Linked DNA regions of Homo sapiens: all the other regions are linked to region 3. Evidence: read pairs that join two places in POLR2A ChIA-PET (ENCODE). Cell type or tissue: GM12878. All regions are shown on one strand. Each heading gives the region's core, and the rest is flanking DNA. Links, peaks and the distances in the headings are about the cores only. Region 1 overlaps GNG2 (G protein subunit gamma 2). Region 2 overlaps NIN (ninein). Region 3 holds the start of LOC105370489 (a long non-coding RNA gene).

Evidence for each region. ChIA-PET counts read pairs that join two places held together with the same protein. Peaks named below come from ENCODE experiments on the same cell type or tissue, not always from the same donor. Only the 100,000 strongest peaks of a DNase experiment are listed, where the experiment ranks them.
Region 1: POLR2A ChIA-PET joins it to region 3 with 6 read pairs; 1 of 35 experiments calls an interaction of 5 or more read pairs at or near these places.
Region 2: POLR2A ChIA-PET joins it to region 3 with 7 read pairs; 3 of 35 experiments call an interaction of 5 or more read pairs at or near these places.

What each region holds. Positions count from the first base shown.
Region 1 is chr14:51,874,165-51,885,058 of GRCh38, forward strand. GNG2 (G protein subunit gamma 2) reads left to right here. Exons shown (of 4, transcript NM_053064.5): 2 at 3,453-3,493. Among named protein-coding and RNA genes, the nearest start is that of GNG2, 19 kb to the left of the region's middle. RefSeq lists a silencer at 10,284-10,383 and an enhancer at 10,634-10,703. In GM12878, for the core only: no CTCF peak of the experiment used is centred there; no DNase peak of the experiment used is centred there; H3K4me3 peaks cover 558 bases; H3K27ac peaks cover 2,391 bases.
Region 2 is chr14:50,729,111-50,739,261 of GRCh38, forward strand. It overlaps NIN (ninein), which reads right to left. Exons shown (of 31, transcript NM_020921.4): 27 at 9,030-9,176; 28 at 6,406-6,507; 29 at 413-613. Among named protein-coding and RNA genes, the nearest start is that of SAV1, 66 kb to the left of the region's middle. In GM12878, for the core only: no CTCF peak of the experiment used is centred there; a DNase peak (open chromatin) is centred at 8,051; H3K27ac peaks cover 2,451 bases.
Region 3 is chr14:50,817,747-50,828,640 of GRCh38, forward strand. It overlaps NIN (ninein), which reads right to left. Exons shown (of 31, transcript NM_020921.4): 3 at 4,128-4,331. The coding sequence starts at 4,310. It overlaps LOC105370489 (a long non-coding RNA gene), which reads left to right and starts at 4,051. Exons shown (of 2, transcript NR_135258.1): 1 at 4,051-4,205; 2 at 5,436-5,763. RefSeq lists an enhancer at 4,060-4,109 and a silencer at 4,570-4,629. In GM12878, for the core only: no CTCF peak of the experiment used is centred there; DNase peaks (open chromatin) are centred at 5,075, 5,545, 5,858, 6,275 and 1 weaker place; H3K4me3 peaks cover 4,000 bases; H3K27ac peaks cover 2,956 bases.

The DNA.
Region 1 (10,894 bases), core at 4,579-8,578, 1.1 Mb after region 3:
GCCTGTAATCCCAGCACTTTGGAAGGCTGAGGTGGGGCGGATCACGAGGTCAGGAGATCAAGACCATCCTGGCTAACGGTGAAACCCCTTCTCTACTAAAAATACAAAAAATTAGCCGGGCGTGGTGGTGGGCGCCTGTACTCCCAGCTACTTGGGAAGCTGAGGCAGGAGAATGGCGTGAACCCGTGAGGAGGAGGTTGCAGTTAGCCAAGATTGTGCCACTGCACTCCAGCCTGGGTGACAGAGCGAGACTCTGTCTCAAAAAAAAAAAAAAAAAACAGTCTGGCTGGGTGTATTTGGCTTACGCCTGTAATCTCAGCACTTTAGGAGGTTGAGGCAGAAGGATTGCTTGACCCCTGAGTTTGAGACCAGCTTGGGCAACGTAGAGACACCCTGTCTCTACAGAAAATAAAAAAAATTAGCTGGGCGTTGTGGTGCACACCTGTGGTCCCAGCTACTACTTGGGAGGCTGATGCAGGAGGATTGCTTGAGCCCAGGAAATTGAGGCTGCAGTGAGCCACGTTCACACCACTGCATTCTAGCGTGGGTGACAGAGCAAGACTCTGTCTCAAAAAAAAAAAAGTCGGGTATCCTCTGAAATGAATAATTATAATGCATTGACTAAAGTTTTACTGCTTAGAATATGCCTCAATCAGATTTTAAAGCAGAACTTTTTAAACTATAGATTTCGTTTTTCCTCTCATATGTGGAAAGAAGATACATGTTTCCCAAACTTTATTCTATATTTAATTTTCTTAACATTAGTAAACAAAACTTAACTTAGTTTTTTTCTGATCATCAAAGTAATTCATACTGATTATTGAAAAATGTGGAAATTATTGAAAATTTGAAAGAAAAAATAAAAATGGCTCCATCTGTTAATTAAATTGTTAGTTGAACTGCATGTAACAGTGGCCTGATTTCACAGTGGCTAACATAAGTTAGAAGTTACTTCTTTTTAATGTAACAATCCGGACGTGGATGGCCCAGGACTGGTAAGGTAGCTGTGCTCCACAAGATCATGCAGGGAGCCAGGCTCCTTCTATCCTGTTTTTCTATCATTCCTATGAGGTTTCTCTTGCTTTCATTGTCTAAGGTGGCTTGTCACAAAGGCTCTGCTATAACCGGCAGGATGGAAGAAGTTGGAAGGGGAGGCCCTGACCCAGAAGTTACACATACCACTTTTGATGCTGTACCATTGAATTTTGTCACATGACTGCATACCTAGCAGCAAGGGAGGTTGGGGAAAGTAGCTATTATTGATATGTAGGTGCTTAGCTTAGAATTCTATTAAAACCATGGAAGAAGACGAGAGCAGATGTTGGGGTATATCTAGCAATTTCTGCCACTTTTGTTATTCTGTTGAACAGAGGAAATATATTGTTTAGATTTTGATGTATTTTCTTCCAGTCTTTATGTATCAGAAAGATACTATGTATAATTATACTAGAAAATGTGTTATATAATACAACTTATATTATGTATATAATACATGTTAGTGCATATATATTAGAAAAATATATTAAGACATAGAAAATATATATTAGAAAAAACATATGTAAATATGTATATTAGAAAATTGTTGAGTTCACACTATATATAATATTTTATATTTTTTACTTTAAAATTTAAATGACAATGCATTTTACATTCTTTTTACTTTATAATAAAATAACCTTATTTTAAGTTACTTTTTAAAGTAACAATATTTATTAATTTTAAAATAAAGTTAAGTAAAAAGAGAATATAAAATGCATTTTTTCATCATTTAAACATTTTTTTCTTTTTTCCGAGACAGACTCTCACTCTGTCACCCAGGCTAGAGTACAGTAGCATGATTATGGCTCACTATAGCCTCACTCTCCTGGGCTCAAGCTATCCTCCCACCTCAGCCTTCCAAGTAGATGGGACCACAGGTGTGCATCACCATGCCTGGCTAACTTTTGACTTTTATTGTAGAGAATATGTCTCGCTCTGTTGCCCAGGCTGGTCTCAAACTCCTGGACACAAGTGTTCCTCCCTCCTTGGCTTCCCAAAGTGCTGGGATTACAGACATGAGCCACTGCACCTGGCCCGTTTAAATTTCTTGTATTCATTGTTTTAAAATTTTATCATGTGGAGTTTCTGTTTTACTTAATAGGTTGAATTATTGATATTTAGGCTATTTCTTAACACCTTGATAATTCTTCTTTGTCCACATTGTGGGTTTGTTTTGGTTAAAGTCATGGAGTGGCATCACTAAAACAATGACTGAGAACATATTTGGGTCCCTTGATAAACAGGACCAGACGGCTTTCCAGAGTAGTTGTGCCAGCTTCCACTATCACCAATAACAAATGAGTGCCGGGCCCAGAACCCCCTTGAACAGGCTTATTTTGCCTGTCCCACCTAGTCTTTGTTACCCAAGGGTTCATTCTCCGAAAATAAGTTGTTTTTAGCCCTTGGCTTTTTTTTTTCTTTTTGCTGTCATTAATCATGAGATAATGGTTTTCTAATAACTTTAGCCCATTTAAAAACATATGGCCCCTATGGTAGTCTGGGAATATAATTGGTTGGGTTGAGATTGTAGCACACAGGCCAGTCTCAAGTAATGTGAGGCCTCTGGAGACACTGATGTTCGTTTGGCCCTAGAACCCCTTGCGAATTTGAGTTCCACCCTCATTCATACTATTCTAGATGTGAGATATCTCTTTGTTCTCAGACACTGCAAAATAGGAATGGGAAAGTGTTCCTTGAGGCTTTAGCAATTCCCTTTGAGCTGAGTGCTCTAAAGCTTTTCAGGAATAAAGAAGCTCATCTACACAGGAACTTTCTCCCGTAGGAACCACACTCGGCACTGGACAAACGTAGGCCACTCTGCCTGATAGCCACAGAGGTCATTAGTGGCTAAGGGCATAGGTGTCTTCTACTTCTAAACAGCCTATAGAAGCTGTGGGTGCCAAAGATACTCTTATAACCACCAACGTGTCCTCCACCCTCCTAAAGGGCCAGATACACACAAACTGTATGCACTCAAACTCTGTCCCTAATACCTGGAGCAAGAGTGTGTTGGTCTCTGCTGCTTTGGTCATGCTCGGAGCAAATTAGATTAGGTCAGGAGGAAAGATTGTTCTTATTCATTCCATCGGTATACAGCCTCTCCCACCAAGGACTCTGCTTCCTCTAGGTTCCTAAGTGGCCTTTGTGTTTTCATGTTTTCTTGCATGCTAGGAGATTTCACAAAGAAAGGGACTCCAATTTCACAAATCTATTTCTTAAAAGAAAGAGAGTTAATAAAAGTTCATTTCTAGGCTCTGAAATGTAAACCTGTGAGACCTCCTGCCCTTATAACTATATTGCCATTACCACCCACCCCCGTTTCAGAAACTTCATTCATTCTACTTATCCAGCTCTTGTGTATCATGTTATTTTTCCTTTTAAAAAATTCGTTTTTCTCTCTGCTTTCTCAACAGCCAGATCTGCCAGTGAGCCTCAGGCTTTAGGAACTGAAGAGGTAAGAATTCCAAAATATTTTCTTCTAGAATCTTGAATTTAACCAGAACTTAAAGAGGAAAAAAAATGTTAAGTGGTCTATAGATGAAAGCATGTGATGTTTTATTGAAAGAAACAGTCATAGAGTCCTTATCAATATTGACATGACTTCAGAATTTAAAGAAAAAATGGCTGTCTTTAATGATAGTTAAAATTGATTTTCATCCAGAATTTTTTCATTTTCTTCTAAAAACCTGAGTTGGAGAGCCTTTGAGGCTGCTGTCTTAACAGAATGTATCCTCACGGCACAAACATGATTAATAGGTGGCAGACATTGAGGGCATACCCTGTGCAAGATAAAGCCTCAGATGAGGCTGATTAGGTCAGGGAAAGGTAAACCCTGTTCTTAACAGATGGTTGTAAACATTGTAAGGGCTTTTCCAGCAGCAGCAGCAGCAACAACAACAACAAGAGGTCAATCTAATGCTATTGGGGTTTCATCTTGAAGAAGCTTACTTAGCTTTTGGAACTAGCTATAGCATTTGAATCTTGTTCTAGACTTGAAAGATAACCATAATCCTAGACAGGTGATAACGTGTTTGCCCACTCCAAGATACACAGTTTTCTCTAGTCAATGACTTAGATTCCCCTCCCCCACCATTTTAAAATGTAACTTCATTATGAAAAATGCCAAGTGTGTACCAAAGTAGAGAGAATAATATAATGAACGCCTACATCCCCATCACCCAATTTCAATGGTTGTCAACTCGTGGCTGGGATTGTTTCATTTCTACCTCTACCTACTTCTCTTCTTTCCCCATTGGATTATGGGTGCTTGCTGAATTGTTGGGCTTTTAATTGTTTATTTACATAACTGTTTAGGGGATACAGCAAATGCTAAAAAAAAATAAAACCTACTCATAACCTGACTTGCTTTACTGGAGCTAGTCATCCATCCATTTACGCATTCAGCAGGTATTTATTTCATGTTTACTAGGTATCAGTCCTTCCTTAGGATAAGAGGATCGATTTTCCTCAACTCATATTTATAAGGTCTGCAAATTTGGACTTTGGATATCTCCAAATGAGGTGATCTGTCAGAGATGTACTGACCTATACATGTATAGCTTTTGCTGCCCTATAGTCAAGTTCTTTTGAATTTAAGTACCTAATGTCTTTCAGGTGAGGGCTGAGACATCCCATATTCTATCAAATGTTACTAATAATGACTCTTTTATAAGCATCTGATGTTCTTTGAGTTGATTTCTGTCATGCTAATAAGTATGCTTAAATTTTTCAAATCAATCCAAGCAGAGTTTGTCAATGGGGTTTGCTGGCACGTCCAATGGGACAATTCTTCATTATCATCTTTGGTATCCCTGTCCTTGGTTCACAAAAGGCTGTGGCATCTTCCAGTCATTGTGACATCCAGAGCACTCTAGGGAGACGTTGTGAACATTGTGAACTACCGTGTCTTTGCACACAAATTTAAAGAGGTTATTTGGCATATTCCACTCATCTAAAAGCATTTTTCCTTCATACAAAATCAGTGGTTTCAGTTATGCTCAGTAGTTCCTTATGTAAGTAGTCTCTGTGCTAACAAACGCAAGAAGCTAAACAAAGTAGACAAGTAAAAGGAAGTATTGTTCTGTACTGTCAGGGGGATTTTGAGTATATTTGGTCTAGGGCTAAATTTAGTTTTCAAAGTATATACATGGAAAAAAATTAAACATGAGGTAATGGTCAAATATTGAGGTTAGAAGCAAAATACCAGCAAGGCATTATTGAACAGCAACTGTGATTAAAGGTGTATTAGTTTTCTATGGCTGCTGTAACAAATTATTACAAACCTAGTGGCTTAGAACAACACAAATGTATTATCTTACCATTCTATAGGTTAGGTTCTATAGGGATTTCACTGGGCTAAAAGCAAAATATCAACAAGACTGTGTTCCTTTCTGAAGGCTCTCTGGGTTGGATTTATTTCCTTGCCTTTTACAGCTTCTAGAGCTTCCTCCATCTTCAAAGCCAGTAGCATTGCCTCTCCATGCGTCTTTCTACCATAGTCCCATCTTCTTAATTTTTAGCCAGGAAAGGTTCTCTGATTTTTTAAGTATCTGTGTGATAAGATTGAACATACCTGGATAAGCCAGGCTAATCTCCTCATCACCAGGGCCTCCATTTAATCACATCTTTGAAGTCTCTTTATCTGTAAGGTTATGTATTTACAGGTTCCTGGGATTAGGACTGAACATATTTGGGGCCTATTATTCTGCCTACTACAAAGTCAAAGAGACTAATCCTTCAGAAAGGTAGAAATGCTTCAGGTAGCAGACCATCTAATGTCTAATTATATAGGATTAAAACATTAAGGTTTCCAACTTTGATGAAGCCAATTCTCATCTTGACTCTACAGTTCTCATTTTGTAGGTCCAGGTACTGAAGACTTTTGGTTTTCTTGAAGTGTCTGGCATTGGATCAAGGGGACTGGTTGAAGTCCAATGGCTCCTTTCTTGCCCAGACTTTTGGGTACTATAGGTATGGCCCCTAGAGAGTATGCTGCTTTTGTCATTTCTCCAACTCTGGAGGGTTTGCCTACAGTGTACAGATTACAAGGTCTTGAACAGAACCAAAGAAATGTGAGGTTTTTATTTTATGCTGTTATGTCTGGCTGTTATTTTATGTATTATTTATTAGGCTTTAAAATGTGGAAATTGGAGGAAAAAATAACATAATAATACAGAACCTCACTAGAGTGGTATTTATTATAGCCAATTTCTAGGTATGGTATAATTTCCTCCATACATTAAGTTATCCCCACAAAGTAAGAAACCATTTCTTGCCGGGTGTATGAAATAGATCACTGGGTTATTTTTTAAAAATCATCTTTTGAGTAGAATATGGCTGGAAATTTATGGTGAAGATTTAAAAATTTTCAGCTTTTTTTTGTTGTAGCAAGTCCTCTTAAAATCCACTTTTAGACACTTCAGCAATACAGACCTGAAGTCCAAACCTAGAGCTAGCAGCAGGGCAACAAACTGCCCTTATTTGCCAAGACAGGGCTTTCCTGGGACATAAGACTATCGGTGCTAAAACTGGGAGAATCCGGGGCAAATCAGGACAGTTGGTCACTCCAGATGTCTAACAAAATGACTCTTAATAGAAAGTAGCTGTCACATTGATGCATTGTTAAAATATAAATTTTGAGTGAACCAAATAATGACCATATCCCATAATATTTGGGTTGAAAATGGGGGTTAATCCAACTCTTGGAAAATCTGTAGCCATATATGCATGTTTGTTCAGACCAGCTTAAAAAGACAAAAAAAAAGAAAAAAAAAAAAAAAAAAAAACCCTGAGATTCAGAACTGAGAAGCAGCAGCCACGTTTATAGTCACAAGCCCTAGCTGCCCTTTCAGTTCTCCTGTGTTACCAGCAGGCTCCTGCACTTTGCCTCTGATGATGGAAGCTTTAATAACTTTGTTACTGAGGTGACCACAGGACCTCGCTGAATCTTTTTCAGCAGTCAGCCTGCATGGAAGTTATAAAATCCAAGTTTGCCAATGCAGCACAGAGCTCTCTTAGCTTTAATCTTGCCTTTCATAGAGCAAAATCGAACTTTTCCCCCCTAAGAGACAGCACAGACTGTTCAAGAAGAGGTAAATATTAGGAAGACTATCTGGAATGCCCAGTGGGAGGGGATTGGAGTGGATCATGTCTTGGAGTCTCATTTGGTTCTAAGAACATGGCGCTTCCTGACTCCCAGCGGTGGAGCATGAGCCACTTACCCCCATGTAAAGTTGCTACATCTGGGTAAAGACGCTTGCTGGGCCTTTCCCCACTACTTCTGCAGTACTCTGCCAGCATCATCCGTAGCAAAACCACACTGAGAAATCAGGGAAGCTGAAGGTCCTGGGGCCTCATCCCTTACATTTCTGTGGCTTTTATTTTGAGAATTTTATTCTCTAAATCATTAGGACTAAGCAAAGAGAGCTGTAATTGTACTTGAAAGAACAATAAATTAGCTTCCCTAGAATAGGCATTTGACTTTTAGGAGCTGGAAGACTTTTTTTTTTTTTTTTTTTTTTTAACGTATTTAATAGTTTCCTGTCTTCCAAAATTTCCTACTTGGTAGATCCAAAGCATTCTATTTCAATTCTTTTTTTTTTCTTTCCAAAAAAGATTCAGCACTATCAGTCATTGAAGTAGAATCTGGCTTTCTGACAAGGATGGGGCCTGGACAGAATTGTGAATTATTTTGATTTTTTCCTCAATCTCTTTTTGGGTTTCTTCCTTCCAGGACTTTCAATCCTGGTTTCATTTTGCTAAGACTCGCCTCATTTCAGCTTCAAATCTTTACCAATTTTTGTGAATCAACAAGTTGCAGAAGAAATGAAAACACATCAAGTTCTTATGCTGTAATTTAAACTTAGGTTCTTTTATTCTTTTTCAAAGAGAAATTAGAGAGTAAATGTAAATAAGGATCAAAATAACTACTTATCTGGGTACAGGGTTTCCTTCCGGGGTGATGGAATATCTTGGAACTAGTTAGCAGTGATAGCTGCACAACACCGTGAATGTACTAAATACCATTGAATTGTACACTTTACAATGGCTGATGGTTAATTTTATATGTGAATTTTACCTCAATTTAAAACAAAATGCCGATTGAACTTCAAGAGGAAAAAAGAAAAGGACTGTTTCCTCCTACCTTCAAATTCTGGAAAAAGTGTGAATCCGTTTTAATACACTCATGTTAAATTTCTACACCAAAATTGTTATAAAATTGTTCTATTCTGTTCCATTACTGGGAACAGATATTTGGATGTCATAGTGTCTGCAAGGTAGAATTAATTAGGAAACCCTTGAAGGGTAAAAGGGGAACATCTCTGAGAGTTAAGATACTAGTTGTTTATTCTTAAGATGTGTAGTTTTTGTTACTACGTTGTAGACTGGCCTGTACTTTGCAGAGCTGGTCACAGTAAAAATTTGTTTTTAAGTTTAAAAATTTAAAATACTGGACTTTCTTCCACCTATCGTGGGACAGAATTTGCATCAGCTAGGTTGGAAAGTTTTTTAATAGCCTATAGTAGCAGACTGCAATTGGTAGTGATAAAATGGAGAGTCCATTTGGGAGGCCGAGGCAGGCGGATCACGAGGTCAGGAGATCGGGACCATCCTGGCTAACACGGTGAAACCCAGTCTTTACTAAAAATACAAAAAAATTAGCTGGACATGGTGGCACATGCCTGTAGTCCCAGCTACTTGGGAGGCTGAGGCAGGAGAATGGCTTGAACCCAGGAGGCGGAGCTTGCAGTGAGCAGAGATCGTGCCACTGCACTCCAGCCTGGGTGACAGAGCGAGACTCCATCTCAAAAAAAAAAAAAGAAAAAAAAAAAGAAAAAAAAGAACAGTCCAGAAGTAATAACTTTAATGAAATGAGAGCAAGGTAACAAATTTCATATATATAAATACTTTTTATTAACAGTCTCCTTAAGACATCCCCAAGCACCATTACCTGACGGGGATTTGTTTCAAGGCATGACTGCATAGGGGTTTGCAGGTAATCCTTGGCTTAACTATGAAACTTTAGGACTTTAAATTTCTTCTAGGTTTAGAGACAACCATTTTAACCTTTCTGCAGAGATGTAACTAGGCAACCAGTATAGCACTTAACCAGTGCATAGCATTCAAACTTCCTAGCCATTTACATCATTTTTAAAAAATACTATTTAAATATCTCTGTTAGCTTTGGCATATGCTGCCATGTAACCTTTAATTTCTTAGAAAATATCATGCAAACCCGCAGCTGTAAAATGGTATGCTTCCTAGAAGCCCAGCATCCTCCAATGTTAATAAGGAAGTCAGCTTATAAGAAGAGCAGTAACAGCGTTGAGAGGTAGCCACATGTACTGTGTTTAAAATTGAGAATTTAAAAAGGAGGTTTCATGTTTGGTGTGTGAATTTATGAGTTTAAAATCATATCCTTGGCAGATGGTAATGAGCATTTCTTACAATATGATTCATGGAAAAATATACATTCGTAGAGATGAAAACTAGATTTTATTTTAGCTGATTAGGTGGTAACTAGGGATATCTAGTTTGATCAATAAGCACAAACTTATTGAAAGCTTTTTATGTACCAGACACTATATCAGTTATATACTATAACTGCTATATACTGTATACTATAACTAGCATACACTATATACTGTGTACTATAACTGGTATATGATCCTTTTTTGTGACAATTATGATTTTAGTTAGGTTTTTTTAATCATGAAAGAAATTCATGCAGAAAAAAACAATATATGTGAAATATTTAAAAATTCAAGTAGTAGGGACAGGCATAAATGAAAAATAAAAGCGTTTTTTTCCCACCAACTTGTAGCCTCAGTGCCTAGAGGTAACCACTGTGGAGAGTTTCTTGTGTCTCTTCCAGAGATTTTTTCATCTCCTGGTTAATCTGTATCAAAAAGGTGAATATAAGTGCCATTGAACCATCTGTTCATAAGCTTTTCTTCTGAGCTAAGTTTTACATTTTGAGACACTATTATGCTTATTTTTAAAATGTGCCTTTTAAAACTGAAAGAAAAAAAATGTCAGAACCAAAGTGATGCTAGCAGAGAGGGCTGGTGGTAGTGAGAACTACAGCTGAAGGATGTTAATGTGTAGTTTTAGCCTCTGTTAACATTTATATGCGGAACTTAAGTAATAAACCTTAATGTAGTTCTTTTATGATTTTCAAAGTCATCTGGGGTATATTATCTCCCTTTATCCTTTAGATGACCCTGCAACGCAGGAACTGTTTATTTTACAAAGGAGGAAGCTGTGGTTCCCAGAGGTTAAGTAATGTGCTTAGGGTCACACAGCTGAAAAGTGACAGAATCAAGTCTTTTCCAATTAGTCTTGAGCCAGACCACATGGTAACTGTGAGGAAGAGAGAGGCACAGTTACACCTCTGTGGCTCCTGCAGTAAAGGCTATGAAGTGAAGGAGACGGGTGCAGACCGAAGATCTGGGCAGTTGTTTTGATTCTGCCCCTTGGACAAGTTATTTAAGGCAGTAGAAACAAGTTAAGGTGGCTGCCTCTGTCCTCCTAGTCTCCTCAGTGGCTATTCTGTTCCGATTTTCTTAGGTTGTTTAGGTAATACTGACCACAGGGGAGGAGACTTGACCCATGCTGAGGAAGCCTCAGTATTTCATCACCAGACCACGATAGTTGGTTCAGAGGGTGGGCCTGCCATCAGCAGGGGCCAGTAGGTTCTTCCTCTGGAATTTTCCAACTCGAGTTGAGAGGAGAGGTCTCATCCTTTCTGGTCCCAAGGCAGTAAGAATCATGGAAAGCTGTGTTTCAGTCTGTGGACAGAATCAGGTCCAATGCACAGAGGGGAGGCGGAGAGAGTCAGAGAGAGAAGGGAAAG
Region 2 (10,151 bases), core at 6,152-10,151, 87 kb before region 3:
TTATTACAAATGGGCAAATCGTCTATTACAGAACACTAAATGACTCAGCTTAGAAGCTGAGAGCTCAAAAGTAGCACCGCAGTTCTATGGATTTGTCATACAGGTTAAATATCTCTCTGAAAGAAGATTTAGGATTGTGATTTTGTTTTTTTTTTTTTTAATTTAAGAGATGGAGTCTTGCTATGATGCCCAGGCTGGAGTACAGTGGCTATTCACACACATGATCGTAGCTCACTGCAGCCTTGAACCTCTGGCCTCAAGCGATCCTCCCGTCTCAGCCTCCCAAGTAGCTGGGACTACAGGTGTGTGCCATTAGATTTAGGTTCTTTCTCTCCACCTTTGAACTGGTATAACTTTCAAATAAACAGGTAAAATTAACAGGTGATCTACTAGAGTAGAGAGAGCTTCATACCTGTGGTGTGTTGGTTTCGGAGGTCCTGTTTTCAAGTTCCTCCTGCAGGTGCTGGTTTATCCTTTCTGCCTGCAGCAGCTGGCGTTGAAGCTGCAGAAACTGCTCCCTGGGCACCATCGGACAGGCTTGCTGCTGGAGCAGCTGCAAATCCCAAGCATGAGGGGACGGGCTAGGCGTCGCAGTGGACCTCAGGTGCTGCATCTGAAGGACAAGGGCAAAGCCCTGTTCAGCTGAGTCCCTTCAATCCCAGAGCTGCCCTTTATGGTGTCAGGCAGTGAGTAATGAAGACTATTAATTCATTAATAACCCCAGACCCACTGAAACTTGGAAACAGGACAGCATATGGGCCCGAGGAATACAGAAATGAGAAAAGCTATTTCGCTTAGCAGAGAATATGCTTAATAAGTAGGCTTTCTTAAAAGTTTTAGGCTTAAAAAGCCCTTCCCAACTCTGGAGTGATATTAAGGGCACGATGTACATAATACATGTGAATTCTATTTCATTTTTTCTTATACTGGAATAATTACCTCCCCCCTTTTAAAAACGGGTTGGAGAAAGTGGCTATGCTTTAGGGTTTTACCACTTTACCATTCATAAAGATTGTTAAATGTTCAATGACTATATTTTTTCCAACCCCAAGTTAGCAATTTTTTTTGGAAGAACCTCATCTTGCATCTAAAATTATTTTAACCTACCTTTAGTTTATCAATATGTAATTATACCCTTAGATTAAACAGCACAAGACAGACAATTCTGGGGCATAAAGCAATAATATCCTAGAACATCTGGGAACTGGAGAACATGGAATGGAAGTATTCAAGACAATGAGGAAATGTGTACCAACATGCCAGTCAAAGTGGGGGAGAGGAAAGGGAGGACGATGCACAGCATTTTGGGCAGTGAGGCAGGCCACCTCACATCTATACACACGCGGAGCATGCAACAAACATTACCAAGACTAAACTCAAGAAGCGGCACCTCCAGGCTTGTGAGAAGGTGGAAAAGGACCTCTAAGACTCGGCTATAACTAAATGTTGTCATGAAATGTCAGAGCCACTATCCATTTCCTTATATCTAAATTTCTAGGTGGGGGTGGGGGCATTGCCCACTTTGAAATACCTCTAGTTGTAGATTCAGAAAACCACTTTGTTTTCATGATAAAAATTATGGAGAATTATCCCATAATTTTATATCAGTGGGATAATTTTCTTCATATATAATGCTTTAAATACTGAGGAAAAGTTTGATGTAAACAGACATATTATACCATTAAAACAAAATGAATACTGGCTCTTTCCTTAAGTACTTATTAACTGTTACAATCAACAGAAATAACATGAGCAAGGGGTTTAATGAGATGGCTCCATGCTATGAAAGTTCATTGAAAGAGAATGTTCTACCTTCACACACTATCTCAGGCAGAGAACTGCACCCTTCTCTGCTACTTCCAACCACTGAGTTCTAGGTACAGGTTAGCCACAGACAAGACAAAAAGAAGAGAAAATTACAGGAGTTAGAGAAAAGTATGAGTAATAAAAAGAGAAAGAACAGTACTAATTAGGTCTATTATATACATGAATAAGAGCATATGAAAGACACATTTTTCTGTATATAAATTTACAGACATTAAAATGTCTTACAACTCTAATTCTACAAGTGCATCTTCACTTACTGTATCCTATTTGTGCCCCGCCCAATATAATGATTTAGAAGATTCCAGGTCCAGGCCAGGCGCAGTGGCTCATGCCTGTAATCCCAACACTTTGGGAGGCCGAGGTGGGCGGATCACTTGGGGTCAGGAGTTCAAGACCAGCCTGTCCAACGTGGTGAAACCCCGTCTCTACTAAAAGTACAAAAATTACCCAGGCATGGTGGCACGTCGCCTTTGGTCCCAGCTACTCGGGAGGCTAAGGGCGGAGAATTGCTTGAACCTGGGAGGCAGAGATTGCAGTGAGCCAAGATCACACCAATGCACTCCAGCCTGGGTGACAGTGAGACTCCATCTCAAAAAAAAAAAAAAAAAAAAAATTAGGTCGCGTATGGTGGCTCACGCCTGTAATCCCAGCACTCTGGGAGGCCAAGGCAGGTGGATCACGAGGTCAGGAGATCAAGACCATCCTGGCAACGTGGTGAAATGCCATCTCTACTAAAAATACAACCAGGCATGGTGGTGGGCGCCTGTAATCCCAGCTACCTGGGAGGCTGAGGCAGAAGAATCGCTCGAATCCGGGAGGCAGAGGTTGCAGTGAGCTGAAATCGCGCCACTGCATTCCCACTTGGTGACAGAGCGAGACTCCGTTTAAAAATAAATAAATAAAAAAGATTATTCCAGGTCCAGTACAGAATGGATCTGATGTTAAATCTCTTGCCACTTGGAGACGCAGAATGCAGTATAAACTATAAGCCATTTTGTTGTTTAAGTGTCTGAAATGTTAGCTATCATAGAGGTACACAAGAGACTCGAGAACTGCTGATATAGTCTGTAACCCTTTTGTTGAGTGTTCAAAACAAACTTATTGAACCGCTCATGTTGAAAAAGCTCCGAAGTAGGCGTCAAATTCTAGCCCTAATTTTTTTCTTTACCTAGTCTAGTGATCTGTGATCTTTAATTACAGTGGGGGGATGTGTTATGTTAGAACCGTGACTGTTAAACTAGTATATAGAGATGAGAGACTACTTCCCCCAAGGGAGTGCACATATCAGGTTAGAACCATGAAGACAGCTGTGCTCAAATCCCCTGAATCCAGAGATTCTGATATAGAAACCTGTCCCTGCCCAGCCTGCCACCCGTTGCCCCAATCAGGTAAGAATCCCTGCCAGAGTGAGAAGGAATGTACCTATCCCTCAGGTGAGCTGGGACACACTGTGCATCCCCCAAATTAACCTACTCTATAGGTATCATACTATAAATAAAAATCCAATTTGTAGCGCTGGAGAGGGGGAATGGTTAATGCTTAATAGCTACAGCCGAGTGATGAACAGGTTTTGGAAGGAGTGGTAATGGTTGTAGGATGTTGTGAATTTAATGAATGCCACTGAATTGTACATTTTTAAATGGTTAAAATGGCAAATTCTATGTTAGGTATATATTTATCACAGGTTAAAAATTAATATACTAAAAACCATTGAATTGTACACCTGAAATATGCGAACTACATAATATGTGAATTATACCTCAATAACACTGTTTTTGTTTGTTTTTTTGTTTTTTGGGTTTTTTTTTGAGACGGAGTCTTGCTCTGTCACCCAGGCTGGAGTGCAGTGGTGCGATCTCAGCTCACAGCAACCTCCATCTCCTGGGTTCAAGTGATTCTTCTGCCTCAGCCTCCTGAGTAGCTGGGACTACAGGCGCATGCCACGGCGCCCGGCCAATAACACTGTTTTTAAAAACTTCAATCTGGAGAAATATAGGAGAGATCAGGGAACTCCCAACACTTTGGGAGGCTGAGGTGGGAGGATTGCTTGAGCCCAAGAATTCAAGGCTGCAGTGAGCTGTGATCACAACACTGAACTCTAGCCTGGGTGACAGAATCTCAAAAAAAATATCCAATTTGTGTAAATCTATAGCATTAATAATTTTTTTTTTTTGAGATGGAGTCTTGCTCTGTTGCCTAGGCTGGAGTGCAGTGGCACGATCTTGGCTCACTGCAACCTCCGCCTCCCGGGTTCAAGCGATTCTCCTGCCTCAGCCTCCTGAGTAGCTGGGATTACAGGCGCACACAACCACGCCCAGCTAATTTTTGTATTTTTAGTAGAGATGAGGTTTCACCATGTTGGTCACGCTGGTCTCGAACTCCTGACCTTGTGAACCACCTGCCTCAGCCTCCCAAAGTGCTGGGATTATAGGCATGAGCCACTGTGCCTGGCCAATAATTCAGTTCCATTTCCTAATGAAAGTTTCATTAGAATAAATAGGTATGAGATGTTCTTTTCAGTGTTCAAATAGAAAAATCCATGCTTTTTCCTTAGCTGTTCGGCTCCAGTGTCAAGAACACTCAATTTTCCTCCTCTGTTAGCAAATATTTACTACTAGGTGGGAAAACAACAAGGGGAAATTGCTTACGATGGCTAATAATGTTAATGGGTGCTGGGTAAAACAGGAACAGGCAGGAGAAGAACTGGTCTCTTGGCAGAGCCTCTGGAAAGGCTCTCACAGTGACTAAGTACACACTGCTACTTTTCAATTTGATACTAGACATATGGGCTTAGTTTTAGACATCTTATTCCTCAGAGTATATAATTATATTTCATCAGAAAAGCATGTCTACATCTAAGTACAGCCCACAGCTCAAAGTTTTGAATGCATTCATTATATTGCTGTTAAAAAAAGAAAAAATGGTTTAGACTTCACTAAAACTTTCATGAATTTCCCCTTTAGTTGATAAATCAGAGAACACAAAATTGACAAACTTCACTGGTGATTTAATGTTAGTGCTATACGTTTGCCCATATTTCACATTAAAAATCAATGCTTGGTGCTTGGTTTTTAAAAGCTACCTTTGCATGTGGCCAGCTTCATAAAAGAAAATACTTAAATAGCTCCATTTCTTCTTTTTCTTCTTTATTTTTTTTTTTTTTTCTTTTTGAGATGGAGTCCGGCATTGTTGCCCAGGCTGGAGTGCAATGACGTGATCTCGGCTCACTGCAACCTCCGCCTCCCAGGTTCAAGCAGTTCTCCTGCCTCAGCCTCCCAAGTAGCTAGGATCACAGGTGCCCACCACCACGCCCAGCTAATTTTTTTGTATTTTTAGTAGAGACAGGGTTTCACTATGTTGGCCAGGCTGGTCTCGAACTCCTGACCTCAGGTGATCCACCTGCCTCAGCCTCCCAAAGTGCTGGGATTACAGGGGTAAGCCACTGCGCCCGGCCCCATTTCTTCTTATAATTCTGGCTTAACAATATGTGTATACACAGTACTTTTTAAGAGCACAAAAAGACAATTTCTACAGGTTCTTCTCTGCCTTACATAAGTCTTATAGTTCACTAAATGTTAGATTAACTAATTTCATTTACCCAAGGTATATCAATGAAATCCTTAAGAAGGATGTACACATAAGTTTGTTATATCCTATAATTAAACTCGGTATTCAGAAAGCAATCTAGAAGACTGGAACTCAAAGTCCAAGCTGACAAGCTAGTTTTACAAATCCATTTTTTTTCTTTTTCTTTCTTTTTGAGACAGGGTCTCTCACTGTCTCCCAAGCTGGAGTGCAGTGGTGTGATCTCAGCTCATTGCTACCTCCAACTCCTGTGCTTAAACAATCCTGTCTCAGCCTCTCAAGTAGCTGGGACTACAGGTACGTGCCACCACACCTGGCTAATTTTTGTATTTTTTTTTTTTTTTGTAGAGACAGGGTTTCGCCATGTTGCCCAGGCTGGTCTTGAACTTCTGGACTCAAGCCATTTGACTGCCTCAGCCTCCCAAAATGCTGGGATTACAGGTATAAGCCACCATGTCCGGCCACAAATACATTTTCATAGTGATCAGATGTACCTCTCACAAGGCAGTCCTGAGTTCTAAATGTAGTAATGAAGAATAGCAGCACTTGAAATTAAAACTTCCAAATGTTAATGCTCTCAAATTTCCCGCATGGATTTCCCAACTGAAGAGGGTGCTAGAGATCAATCATGTCTATAAAATGCTGCAATATAGGAGGGATCAGTGAACTGGTATAAACATGGTGATGGCAAGAGTGCTCAGGGCCCCTTGGCTAATCAGAGAGTCCCTGCCCCCTGAATTTGCAGAGGTACAGGTCTTTGCATTTTAGGTCATCATTATTACTTACTCTGAAAAGCAGTATGGCTTCCTATGGCAGTATAATGAAGCAAAGTTGTCTGTTAAACTTGGTAAGGCGGACCAAAGAATTCAACTTGGCAGTGTACTTAGATTTTCACAACGGGAATTCAATGCCATGTCTAGTCTCTCCCAACAAATACCTCATTCATGGATTAACATATTCTTCATAGCTAAGGCCATCTGCTGAGAAACTTACCTCCATGAGCTGCTCATCCAGTTTTACTTGTTTCTTTTTCAGGCCTTCATTTTCCAAATGAATTGTTTCTAATTCTTGTTCAAGGGAATTCATCTGACTGACCTGTTTAAAAAAAACAAAATATTCCCTTGAAACAGAAACAAAAACACTTGAGTTGTTCTACTTTATTTTGACAAATCTGTGCTTGTCAGAAATCTCAACTCTTGGAAGAAAGCCAAGTTAATTCAGTGACAAACAAATAATACAATTCAGTGTATTGCTTACATTTAAGTAATCTAGTTTTAATCACCTGTCCTCACACAGAATAGATTCCTTAAGGCAGCTGGCTTTTAAACTTGGATGCCACCCACTGTAAGAAATACGTTTTATCTTACAACGCAGTACACACACCCACACATATGTACAGTACATATCACTGAAATATCCTTACCATGGACCATGTACTCTGATATTTTGTAGTATATTAATAAAAAATGCTGGTTTCCATTAAATTGATTTCATTATCCTCTACTATGGATCTGCAGCAGGAAAAATACTGTCTTAATGCAAACTTAAAGGCTTAAAATTGAGAGTACATAAAACCTGATTTATATAACTTTTTAATTTTAAAGATTTCGTGAGTACCTTTTTTTTTTGAGACAGAGTCTCACTCTGTCACCCAGGCTGGAGTGCAGTGGCACAGTCTCAGCTCACTGCAACCTGCGCTTCCCAGGTTCAAGCGATTCACCTGCCTCAGCTTCCCAAATAGCTGGGACTACAGGTGTGCACCACTGCACCCAGCTAGTTTTTGTATATTTTTTTTTTTTAGAGATGGGATTTCACCATGTTGATGAGACTGGTCTCGAACTCCTGACCTCGTGATCTGCCCACCTCGGCCTCCCAAAGTGCTGGGATTACAGGCATGAGCCACCGCGTCCAGCCTCACTTTTATAACTCTTTACTACAGGAAGAACCTAGTGAGCTAGAGGACACCGAGTCAGAATATTGCTCAGTAAAAAACATACAACACTATCTTAGAAAGCTGATTTTGCTTCTATCAAAAAGAGCTGAGGAGAACAGCAAGAATTGTGAAACAGAAGTGTAGTCTTCCAGGTCCATTTTAAACTTCAGTATTATTAAAAGCCTATCACAGACTTTTCTCCCCCTAATGAGCAGCTAAATGAAACCCATTTTCTTTCTGCAAAGTTTACTTGAATGTACCTGAAATTAAATGACATTTCAGCTTTAGAGCACAACCAGGTCTTCTTACTGCAAATGGTCATGATAACTTTCACAAAAAACAAAAATTTTATGAATATTTTATAATGAAATATTTTTCTCAGATTTCTAAACAGACCATATTTTTTATAAAGAGGTAATAGTGAAAACTGAGTTTCAGTTTAGAAAAAGAAAAGTAACAACTCTGAGAAGTCTGGTCTAGAACTCTAACTTCATGGGACAAATTACAGAAAGCAAACTGATTGGCACTGCAGAGGTGTGACCAGGGGGTAGCCAGCCTCCAAGAGGCCTCAAAGAGCCCCACCTCCGGGTATTCACACCCTTATACAGTCCTCTCCCACACTATACTAGGGTTAGTCTGCGTGACAAATACAGTGCAGCAGAAATGTTGGTATGTCACTCGCAGGATTAGATCATAAAGGGACCACAGCTTCTGTCTTGGTCTTTCGGTCTCAGTGTCTGTTTCATCACTCCTTCTGGGGGAAGCCAGATGCTACACCCTGAGAAAAGGCCCAGGTAGTGAAGAGCTGAGGTCTCAGGCAAGCAGCCAGCAAGGAACAGCAGCCTCTTGCTAACAGTTGTACAAATGAGCTTGTAAAGTAGATCCTCTAGCCCCAGTGAAGCGTTCGGGTAACTGCAGGCCTGGCCAACATGTAGACTGCATCCTCATGAGAGCCCTGAGTTGGACCACCCAGCTAAGCTGCTTCTGAAATCCTGACTTGCAGATAAGACAAGAAATGTTGTTTTAATTTGTTACATAGCAAAAAAAAAAAAAAAAAAAAAAAAAGCCCATATTAAGATGTTTCTAATATTCGAGTGATAAATATTTTGCCAACTTATAAGGGCTTCTAATACTAATAAAGATGATTAATTGCCTTCTTTAAGAAGCTTAAATTGTGGTTTTTTGTTGTTGTTTTTTTTTTTTTTTTTTAAACAGAGTCTCACTCTGTTACCCAGGCTGGAGTACACTGTGTGATCTTAGCTCACTGCAACCTCCGCCTCCTGGGTTCCAGCAATTCTCCTGCCTCAGCCTCCCAAGTAGCTGGGACTATAGGCATGTGCCACCATGCCTGGCTAATTTTTGTGTTTTTTTAGTAGAGATGGAGTTTTACCGTATTGGTCAGGCTGGTCTCAAACTCCTGACTTGGTGATCTGCCTGCATCGGCCTCCCAAAGTGCTGGGATTACAGGCATGAGCCACCACACCCGGCCAAACTGTTATTTTTTCAACCATTATTCAATCAAAAAGAACCACGATGCTATTTTGACAAGATAACAGCATAAAGAGATACATGCCAAAATATGCCATCGTAATCATTTCCTTAGAAGTACACCTGAGAAGAAACACACTTAAGAACGCATTATAGTGAGAACACAGATGTACGCCATATATTCTCAAAAACTCACCTTCCTGTTAGCAGGAGATTGTTCTTTCTGAAACTGATCACACTCTCTCTTTAAGCTCAATTTTTCTTGCTCTGTGGGATTCATGGTACCTGATGGGTTTAGATGTTTTTGGTGCTTGGGAAGAAGATTGGATTCCAACTGACGGACCTAACAGGAACAAATGTAAGAGGAAAAAATGCTAATACAATCACCCAGCCAGCAAAAACAACAAACATAGGGAAAGTTTTAATTCAGTACTTGGGTCCTGTTTAACATCCTTTTTCAATCAAGCCTGTAAATACTTGAAGCTAGCTTTTCTGGATTTCAAAAGACCCTTTCTAGGTGAGTCTGGTTGGGTCTGCAAACCCAGGACTGTAGGAACAAGACTGGGAAGAGGGGACTTCTGGGTCTACTAACTCTCCAGGAGTCAACAGTGTATGTGATGTGGCTGCCAGGAAAACAGGCACAGTGGTCCCAGGCCCTTTTTTTCTGACATGAACACTACTTTTAGGAGAGAATGGGCTGACAGTTCCCATCTGCTCTTATTGGACTATTCACATCTAAAACAGTTCTACGAAGACATGAACCATGTCTGTCTTGCTCACCACTGCAGCATCCGTGATAGCAGTTTCTGGCATGGAGTAGGTGTTCTAACTAAATATCTGCGACTCTTCAGAGTTCCTCCTCAAAAGGGGTGTTAAGCATAGGTTAAATATCATTGGGAGACTATGCAGCAGAGGTAAGGAATTCAAGCACCAAGTTGGTGGTTGGAAAAGACCTTAAACCTTGAAATGCTGTCTTTTAAAGGAGGCACCTTTTTCTCTCGTGAGGAGTTATTTAGACCTGCAAGATCTGAGTCTAGTTTTACCATTTTTGTACTACTAGTCTTGGTGGCCAGCCAATTTGAAGACTATATGGTTCACATAATTTCCATGAGTCTATATTTTGGATATGAAGATTAAAGTCACAAATATATTTTAATATAAAACTGCTTATAAAAATATTTTATAAACATCAGGATAAAATTATATGTGAGTAAATGATAAATGATACATTCTTAAAATAAGTCTGCTATAGCAGGATACTCAAATCCATACCTTAGAACCATTCCAATCATATCCAACATTCATTTTCCTATCAAAC
Region 3 (10,894 bases), core at 4,576-8,575:
CGCTCTGTCGCCAGGCTGGAGTACAATGGCGTGATCTCGGCCCACTGCAACCTTTGTCTCCCGAGTTCAAGCAATTCTCCTGTCTCAGCCTCCCGAGTAGCTAGGATTACCGGCGCCCACTGCCACGCCGGCTAATTTTTTGTATTTTTAGCAGAGACAGGGTTTCACAGTGTTGCCCAGGCTGCTCTCGAATTCCTGAGCTCCGGCAATCCACCTGCCTCGGCCTCCCAAAGTGCTAGGATTACAGGCGTGAGTCACCGTGCCTGGCCAAGAATGCATTTTTAAAACTGGATATGGCCGGGCACGATGGCTCACGCCTGTAACCCCAGCACTTTGGGAGGCCGAGGTGGGCGGATCACGAGGTCAGGAGATCGAGACCATCCTGGCTAACATGGTGAAACCCTGTCTCTACTGAAAATACAAAAAATTAGCCGGGTGTGTTGGTGGGCGCCTGTAGTCCCAGCTACTCGGGAGGCTGAGGCAGGAGAAAGGCGTGAACCCGGGAGGCGGAGCTTGCAGTGAGCCGAGATTATGCCACTACACTCCAGCCTGGGCGACGGCGAGACTCTGTCAAAAAAAAAAAAAAAAAAAAACACTGGATATAACTAAATGTTTCAACAAAACCAAGGCAAATTATCTTCATGTCCTGATTTCTAATAAAGGAGATAGAGAGGTATGCAGAAACACTTCATTTAAGCATCTACAATTAGTATGATTGCTTGGATAAAACTTGGTTCATGGTTCCCCTCGATTTTTGTAGTATTTGCTCCCCGTGCTACTCATGTGCCATGTATATTACCCGACTAGATTGTAAGTTTTTCGGTGTCTTGAGAAGCCCCTTGTGATGAGGCCTCATCTAGCTGACAGGTGCTTAACTGATGACAAAGATATGATGGAACTCTTTTCATAACCTAGTGGTAAACACTTATCGGCAATATCCCTTTTCCTTCAAATCAGGGATCCACAAGCTTTACGCATTTCAAACACCTGTACAGTAACCACCTTGCTCAGGTGAATATGGTTTCAAGCTATAAAGCAAGACAAATGAATTGAAAAATAATTTGGGGGAAAATGACCTATTGGTAAAACACATAGAAATGGCAAGTTGATTTAAGTTACTTTCATTAACAACTATTAAACATTAGGCCTCAAAAAAAAAAAAAACAAGTTATTGAAGATGCGTTGTAATATTTAAAAATAAATACACAATGTTTGCATTCCTGGTTGAGCGAGACAATGCTTTCCATCTTACTTCTTTTTCAAGAAAAAAAGGATTAATTCAGCCCAAGTCCAATAGAGGTAAGGTGGATTTGTATTTGATTTAAAAATTATATTCATTAAGATAATTCAGCCTAAGTCAACATAGAGGAAGCTTAGAAGTTGTATTTGATTTAAAAATTATATTCACTAAGATTTAAAAGACAAAATTAAAGCCAGAAGCATCCAGGAAGTTGATGGATACTAATGCAGCCAAAAGCCAACTTAATGGAAAACTGTAGTTTACAGTAAATGTAAATATAAATAACTTGGACCCTGATATGGTTTGGCTGTGTCCCCACCCAAATGTCATCTTGAATTGTAGCTCCCATAATTCCCATGTGTTGTGGGAGGGACCCAGTGGGAGATAAGTGAACTGTGGGGGTAGTTTCCCCCATACTGTTCTTGGGGTAGTGAATAAATCTCACGAGATCTGATGGTTTTATAAGGGGTTTCCCCTTTTGCTCGGCTTTCATTCTGTCTTGCCTGCCACCACGTAAGGTGTGTCTCTCATCTTCTCATTCTCTCTCACCTTCCACCATGATTGTGAGGCCTCCCCAGCCACAAGGAACTGGGAGTCACTTAAACCTCTTTTTCTTTATAAATTACCCAGTCTCGGGTATGTCTTTATCAGCAGCGTGAAAACGGACTAATACAGATCCCATGCCATGAGACTACAGGAATGCCTGACAGGCAGGACACACACAATACATATTTGTTGAATTAATGAATAGATTAATATATTCAGATTTGTTATGCTACCCTTTCTTTCTTTCTTTTTTAATTAAACCAAGCTGCTAACCCTTATAAGTTTTTCTACAAATATCTTCTAAAGAGAAGAAAGATGACTGGCAGTAAAAACCACTTATAATTTTACAACTATAATCCCTACTGTATGCATCATGAAAATGATAACACTTGGATGGCTCCAGTGAATCCTATGGCATTTTTTCTTATAATTTAAAATTATGGACCATATAGAGTATCTTAATAGCATATGGCCAAGTCTGTGTGATCATCTGAGGAGAATAATTTGGTTTCATTAAAAAATGCAAATTTAACAGTAGTGCATTAACTCATGCCAACCCCCCCACTCTCAGGACTATCACCAGGGACCTCCCACATGAAATCAATATGCATCCATCTATTTAACTTTTATCACTGGCTCACTAAGTAAATATCACACTATAGACCACTTAAGTATTCATTATTCAGGCAAATAGCAAGCGTCAGAAGCAGGCTGGTAGTGTCAAGTCGTTAACAAATCAATCAATAACTGCTCCCTGTTTGAGTCTACCAAATGAGGGCAAAGATGTGCAACATCTGGAGAGCAAAGCATTGACCTGCTGCCAAGGTGCAGTCTGTTTACGGCGTGGCATTCCATATTTACGCAGACTCTAAGAAAACCACTCAAGGAAACCTTAGTTGTATCATGCCTTTTCAGACTTTAATGAGCATTAAAACAGATCAGCCCATTGATACTATCCTTTAGACACCAAAAGTACTGAGATCCCCAAGGACCATACTGGGAGATGCCAGTTTTTTTGCTACCCACAGAGTCTAAGACTGAGGCGGAACTGGAAAATATGTGAGTGCATGAGGAGCAAATGGTTCAATCTTCGAAGCTTCATTTTAAGATTATTAAAGCAAGATTTTTAGCATTTTATGGGGACCACATGTATGTAGAGACAGCTAACCCTCCCCCCGCCACAAGAGGCCAAGAATGGCTCCAGTTTTTGCAAAGAAGTCACATATTTTTTTCAAGTGTGAGTCCCATTTAACATCACACTCATGTGCCAAGTGCCTGAGAATATCATCTTTTGCACATGAATTTCAGGATGATGGCTACTCCTGTCTGTCTCAGGTTACAGAAAGCCAATACATGGTACTATATCTGAAGTCACTTACCTCTCTTGTCAGCTAAAAGACAGTGAAAATGAAATGAAGAAAAGGAAGCTCAGTCACTAGAATAAAGTTAAGCCTCACAACTGCTTCCTCAATTTATACGTGATAAAAACCAGAATGAAGCAACAGACTGCAAAAAGTGTTGTCCATCTTTTTCTCTCATCATTCCAAAATCCAACAGCAAGAGACTTGACTCAAAGCCATATAAACCTATTGATTATAAATAGCTATTAATTATAAATAAGGCAAATAATAAAAGCTATTAATTATAATGAGGAGAATTGAAGGCAATCTCAGGTCATGGCAGATCAAATATCCACCATTGGCAAGAGGAAAAAAAGACCCTCTCTCACTTCTTACTCACATCTGTGACTTGATCTATGGTAATAACATGACTATTTGTCATCAAACACAGAGGTTAACATTGGCGTGCACACACACATCCCTGCTGGAAGCAAGCCGTGCTGGGTTTTAAATGAACCTGCACTGTATTTATTTACCCTGCTGTCTTATTTCCTGGGTAGAAAGTTTAATTAATACTTCACCCAGAAATAATCCACACAAGAAATAGCTTCACTGGGAGTAAAAGTCATAACAATAGCTTTCTTACTGCATTTTCTTTCTCTTCAATGGAAATCTCACCCTCCTCCTTTCTGTCCCAGTGATGAATGTGGAGTCAATAAAATAAACCACAAAGAACAAGAAAAAAGTTGGAAAACATCCTTTCATTGCCTCTTTATCTAAGATGCTCACTGTACACCATAATTCCAGAGCACAAATTAAAGCAGGCTCTTGTCACCCTAGCAAACTGGACTGTGATGTCACACCCATTACATTCTTCTTTTTATCATGTAACAGCCAGGATGCTAGAAACAAGTTGCAACATGTGTGGTCCGCCCCACCCCCAGCACCCCGGCAGAAACCGCACCCCACTTCCCATAGCCACGTTCTTCCCCAGACCTTACCCTGCCCAAGAGGTTGTCCTGAAGTAATGTCTGCTGCAGCACTGGGGCCACCTCCTCCAAGCTCAACATGTGGCAAAGGTCGGTGAGTTCCTCCTGCCCCAGGGACCCTGTGCCCGTCGTGTCAAAACTGTCAAACAGCTCCTTGAGTCGGGCCTCATGCTGGTCCTGCTCCACCTCATCCATCCCATAGCCCACAGTGCTCACCTGTGTGTAAGACAGAGACAAGGACAGGTTGTGGCAGCCTCTCCAGTCCTACCGTGGTCACCACCTGGCACATTCCCGTTCTCTGTACCCCACCAGTCTCTAGGGAATGCTCGGGAACACCCAGTTTCTGATGCACCCCACAGCAAGACCCCCAGTCTCTGTAGGACCAGCCCTGGCCAGTGACACTCCTGCATGCACTCACATCAGGGGCATATACATAAGCTCAGATCACACTGGGAGCAAAATTACCAGAATGAGAGGGTCACGTACAGTAGAAGACACCCTCCTCTCTTGCCTGGTTCTCAGGCGGACAGCCAGACTGCCAAACTCAAGGCTGAAGGTGGTTCTCTCCCAGCTCTTCTAGCCCAGGATTTTAAGAAGGTGAAAAGCCACTTTGACAGCAAGACTATTCAAGTGAACTAATTGTTAGCGCCAGCAGACTGCATGGTCAGAGCTTCCATGCTAGCTGGCAAGCTTTAGACAACCTGCCCCGATGGTGCAATCGGTCAGCGTGGCCAAGCTGATTCGTTCTACTTCATTCAGCTTAGATGGCCCCCATCATAGCTAGACTGGAGGGCTGCAGCAAGAGGCACTAAATGAACACGACGTCTGCTACAAAACCACCTCCCTGTTTTACATGAAACTAAATGCCTTTTACACGAGTTCCTCAAAAAGCAACTCAATTAACTTCACTGGTGCAATTACATGAGGTGTGACGGGAAGAATATTCCCAGAAGCTTGCTTTAGTCCCAGCGAGTTTTAGGTAATGCTTAGTTGCCTAGAGAAAGGGGAAGACACTATTTCAACCTTTCAGACAGTGAGGTTTAAAGGAGCCACTGACTGGTTTATATGAATCATACAGCATCTCAGGGAACCTCCACTCACTAAAGCATCTCATCTCTTTATGCCTGGTTAACCTGTGTTCCGTCTCTCTCACCTACCCATACTCCAGGCTTTCCATTTTGCCACTGTCCTTAGGATCAGTAAAAACTTGGAGACGTCAATAACTGAGTCATTTTTGTTAAAAATATACATCATAAAATTCCAGGTAGCTCGTATTTTACTAATGAAATCTGTGGTTTTTTTTTTTTCCTTGCATGACAGTTCATTTTTAACGTGCTGGATTTTCCGATGAAAGCCTGAAACCTGCACATCTGAAGATGCCTTCGCCATGATGCAATGGATGCCAAACACGACATACACCCTTGGGACGGTGACCTCAGCCATCTGCAACAAGGCTCTCAGAACCAGTCCTTTGACTATAAAAAAAGCAGCAGCTTTCACTAACCAAGCATCTTTAATCCAAGCCAAATTACAGAACTCTCTAACTTAGAGGTGATCGTCCATACGGCAGATCATTACAACATGAAAAACGTAAGCTAAGATGTTGAACACAGCCAGAACTGAAAATAAAAGAGCTTTCTAAAACAAATCAATGTTGCTCTAGGTTGTGTTTGCTTTCTTTCCATAGACAGCTGTTCAAAACATGACAAGCTACAACAGGGCCACGATCTTGCCAGGGGTTTCAGCAGAACTGGGTGGACACAGAAGATAAATGTGAACAGCTCTGCCATACAGCTCAGTTTTTACTGGGGCCACTCATTAAAGTAAAGCAACATGGCACAATTTTGGTCCAGGTTCCTGGTCTTGGACAGGTCTCTTCTCCTAATTATCAGTTTTTCTGTTACTAAGGTGCTGCAGGCTCTGGCTGTCTTCCCAGGATTGGTCTGTTGGGTTAACTAATCACTATGTAAATGTTTTCAAAATAAGTTGAGAGTGTTATATAAACATCAAAGCCTCAGAAAAGAAACACCAAGTTGTTATGCAAAGCCACAGGAGTTAAGAATTTAGACAAGGCCAACACTTCGCTAACAAGATTCACTTAGAGTCCACCAGTTAATTGTCAACTAAGATCTGCTGAGAATCCCCAAGGTGCTCCAGGATTTTCAGTGTTGCGGTAGCTCTTAGTCTCACTCTGAGTTTTACAGTCCCCTGGGCTGTTATCTGACCGACCTCATAAAAGCAAGACTCTTCTTTTGCTTGATTTTGCATATATGTTTAAAAACTCAAAAGCGAAAGAATTCTAACACTTCCCTTTTTAAAAATTATTTTTAAGGGGCGGGGATTTGTCCATCTTAAACCAATGAAAGAGAGGAATAAAACACTGATGTACTGAGAAGCCCTGATCTTATCCACGGTGTCGAATTTGATATACTATCATGCCCCACTCTTTGGGAGGTCATTGGATTTTCACTAAATCAAACCTCTTTCATTTTATGGCAGCTTTCTTTTCTTTATCTCTTTATTTCATCTCCTTCCTTCTCAAAACACTGTGCTTGACTGAAGGGGAGACAAGCACCACCCCTGTGGAACAAATGCTCACGCTGAAACATCCAGGAGATGTTACGCATGGTGACAAGTTGTCAGTGCTCATCTGGCACAGAAGGCATTTTTACTGGTTGATATTATTTCCCAAATGTTCATCAGTAATTTCATGTGCAAGAATTTTTTTCTCCCCACTTGGCAGAAAGTTCTTTAATGGTAAGATCCACGCTCCTATTTCTTTTATATCTTCCCCCAAATGCATACTACAGTCAGTCTGTTCTTCAAGCCAGGGATTTGGTAAATATCATGGATTGACTTCCTGTATGGATCACTCCTTGAGAGGAAACGTACCCTAAATGAGGTCTACAGAAATGGGCATATGAAAATTTTGGAATGCCCATCTCATCCACCTACACACCTCCACTTCCCCCATCCCACCCTTTCTCAAAGGCATTTTCAGCCTCCTAAGCAAGAAGTAGAAAGCCAACACCAACTGCCAATCTGTAACATGCAGCGCTGTCTGAAGTTTAATTCAATAGGCTAGTAATTAAGTAAATGGATTCACAAACTTCGACTGCATTGTCTTGCTATGGGATGAAACTTTGGAGGAGAATCTATACTAAAACCTTTCTCAAGTCCCCTCGATTACAGCATGAGAATAACAATATCCATCTGGAAGGTTTGTTCTGAGAGTTAAATGTGGCAAGCAAGCGAGAGTGGCTAATTCCAGAGAAAGCTGATACAAGAGGGAATTTAAGATAACCAAAAGAATACCTGCAGCTACAAAGGAGTGGTAAACTGAAGAGGAGGTAACAAGTGAATTATCTACAGATCTACCTCCAAAGAAGCAAAGCAGGAGATGTGAAATGCTATAGAACAGACTGAGAATGGGCAGGGAGTGTACTATGTATATAAACATCATTATATAACTAAATGATAATGGCAGCAGGTAATGTTCAGAGCTTCCTCTATCTTTAAAAGCAGGTTATTGATAAATTTAATGTCAAATAAAAGCAGAAAGCTGCACTGTAACTGGGAATTACTTCTGAACATTTACTATGAGTCTGGCCTAAACTAAGTACTTTATGTATATCATCTCATTTAATCCTCCCAAATCTTAGAAGTGGATCTTCTCATTTTCCCACGCAAGATGTAGAAATTGGGGCTTGGCAAAATTAAGCCACTGTCCAAGGAGACAGCATTAATCTCCTTGAACAAAATGGGGGTGGAGCCAAGATTTGCACTCTAGTGTGACACTGAATTATATTATCCCTCAATCCTACACATGCACACAGAACACATGAATGAGACCTCTGAAATGATGCCATTGGCAAACCACTTATCTCCACCTTTATGTGTTAGCCAGTTGAACAGTACTAAGCAGTAGAAATCCCCACACAACACTCCATGGCCACAAACTTTTCCAAATTGGAATTGAGAAGCAGAGTTCCTTCCTTCCTACCTCCCTTGATCCATTTATTGAATAATTATAGCCTACAAGGCACCAGGGATATACAGATAGAATACACATTCCCTTTTTTTTCTAAAGCAGCTTTGGGATTTAGGGCATGAAAGAAAGAAATTCTTATATAAAAATGATCATGAAGTGTCCCATGTCTTCAATAATGGGCATTGCCCAGGAATTGGTAATTCGTAAATGACTTCCCCTGAATAAACACTTAAGTATGTATAATCTGTGCAATCCAGTGCTTTTCAGGGTCAGATCCTAACTGGTACCCACCAGAGGCAGGAGTCTTACTCAGAGATTAAGAAAGTTACATTTTGAGCGAGAAATTCTACTTCAAATTGCAAAGAAGAGCTCCAGTGTTACGAAGCCTGCCATAATAAACCTGGGCCTCTCCTCACCATCTACCTTTCCAGTCAAATTGTCAGAAGGCTTTATGACTCTTTCGGAATGAAAGAACCAGTATGGGCAATATTTTGGAGTTCTAACTGGGGATGGTTAAATAAGAAGCAGATGCACAGAACCATTAATCAAAACATTTACCACTCAATAACCACCCATAATGACAATTATTCTGAGCATTTTCCTTCCAAATAACTCAAAATAAGGCTGCCAAAATGCTGCCGACTCTGACAGTGGTGTTCATTACCCCAGCTGATGAAATCACAGTGCCAAATAGGACTGCAAACTAAATAGGTGGAGGTGTGGCTAGAATCATGAGTGGACATGTGGATTTATGAACTTTTCAGTGTTCAACCAAGGTACAGAAAGGAGCTTGTAACAATGACACCCCAGCTAAAGGGGACGTCTGTTCTGGGCCAGAGGGAGTGAAAAAGGGACAAAGTCTGGCGAGTGAAAAGGGGACAAAGTCTGGCAAGTGAAAACCAAGTAATAAATATGCACAATGCTAGAGCCCCTAGCCCAGGCCTTTTATTTCGCATCCAGATGGTTCAGCAGCTGAAGAGCTCTGCGGAATGTCTGCATGCCCCTCTCGGCTCAGCTGCTTTCCTTGAGAGGGCATCATAATAGATGCTTTTGGACCTGTGTGCAGACATAGCTGTTGGGGGTCCACAGACTAGGCAGTGACCACCAGTGACTCATTTACTTACTCTACAGCTGACGTGATGAACACCGACAAACCCCACTTGGGCAAAGCTCTCCATTTATGCCTTTAGCTTTCACCATTTGGCAAGTCGGAGCCTAATAACGCCAATGATCAAATTAAAGTGCTCTTTTTCTTCTTTCTTTTCTGCAAATACTTTAATTGGCTGCACAGATTTTCAGGCTCACCATATTGGACTACTTTCAGTATAAAAGGAAAGAGTGACAAGGATAAATTCAAGTTTAGTAAAAGCTCAATAGAAAAAGCAGTTGCAGCCATTTACGAGTTTATATAGGAGAATACTTCCGCCAAAAACCAGTGCTGCTTAGCAGCAAACTGATTACTGTCAGAATGCCTCCTCTCTGCTCAGTGTCTCACTTCTAGCTGGATACCAAAAGCACAACAATATCACTGTGAATGAAATCATGATACAAAAATATAACACGAAAGCTTAAATGCACAGGAAGAAAGTCACATTAAATACATTTGAAAAAATGGCTGGGAGCGGGGGCTCATGCCTGTAATCATAGCACTTTGGGAGGCTGAGGCAGGTGGATCACAAGGTCAGGAGATCGGGGCCATCCTGGCTAACACGTTGAAACCCTGTCTCTACTAAAAATACAAAAAAAAAAAAAAAAATAGCTAGGTGTGGTGGCGCACACCTGTAATCCCAGCTACTCGGGAGGCTGAGGCAGAAGTGTTGCTTGAACCTGGGAGGCAGAGGTTGCAGTGTGCCGAGATCATGCCATTGCACTCCAGCCCAGGAGAGAGCGAGAGACTCCGTATCAAAAAAAAAAAAAAAAAGAAAGAAAAAGAAAAATAACAACCTTTGTCAACTACACTATAATATTTAACTAAGGGAATCCTATCAGCGTTTATTCGAAAATGTAAGCAACCTTTATTATTTTACTATCCTGAAGGATGTAATAAACCCATGCTTTTGTTCAACCTAATAACTGGTAGATTACCCAATCAAGTAGTTAACTCAGGTTAGCTACAGGAAAAAAAAAACAAAAAACAAAAAACACAACAACAAAAAAACGCCATTAGCCTGGCACAATGTGCATTCAGTAACCTGTAATCAACTACTAAGTAAATTACAGAAGCAGAAAACAGAGCTGCATGTTTGTTACAAAAAAAAAAAAAAAGGAGAAAGCTTATAACAACTTCCACTTCTTAAGCCATATTGACTCACATTAATTTAGGATGCCTGAGGCTATGAGTATGGTACCCTGAGGTGTAAGTGAAGGTGATCTTCTCTTCTCACGTCTATGAACAATATTTTCCCAACTTTGTTTTTAAAGTGAGAATTAGGGTATAGATAGATGCTTTGTAATTTTTCCATCCAAAAGCTTGAATAAATGGTTAATTGCTGACTTAAATTGCAATAAAGAAGTGTCCTAATTTCAAACAAGGATGCTCACTTTCAGAATCTCATAATCTTTTCAAAATTCTATTTTATTCATAAATAGGATAAAAATCTTTTTGCAAGCTTCACTAAGTCTCTCCATAAGCCCCTGCCCAACAGATGCAAGTTCAATAGCTAGAATTCAAACCAGATAATTTATTGGCTTACAAATGAATTGGCATCTATAAAAATAAGCCTTCTAAAAAGGCTTCACGCTGTTTAAATCCTTCTAAAATGCTCTGGCTAAGCTTGCCCACCCTTTA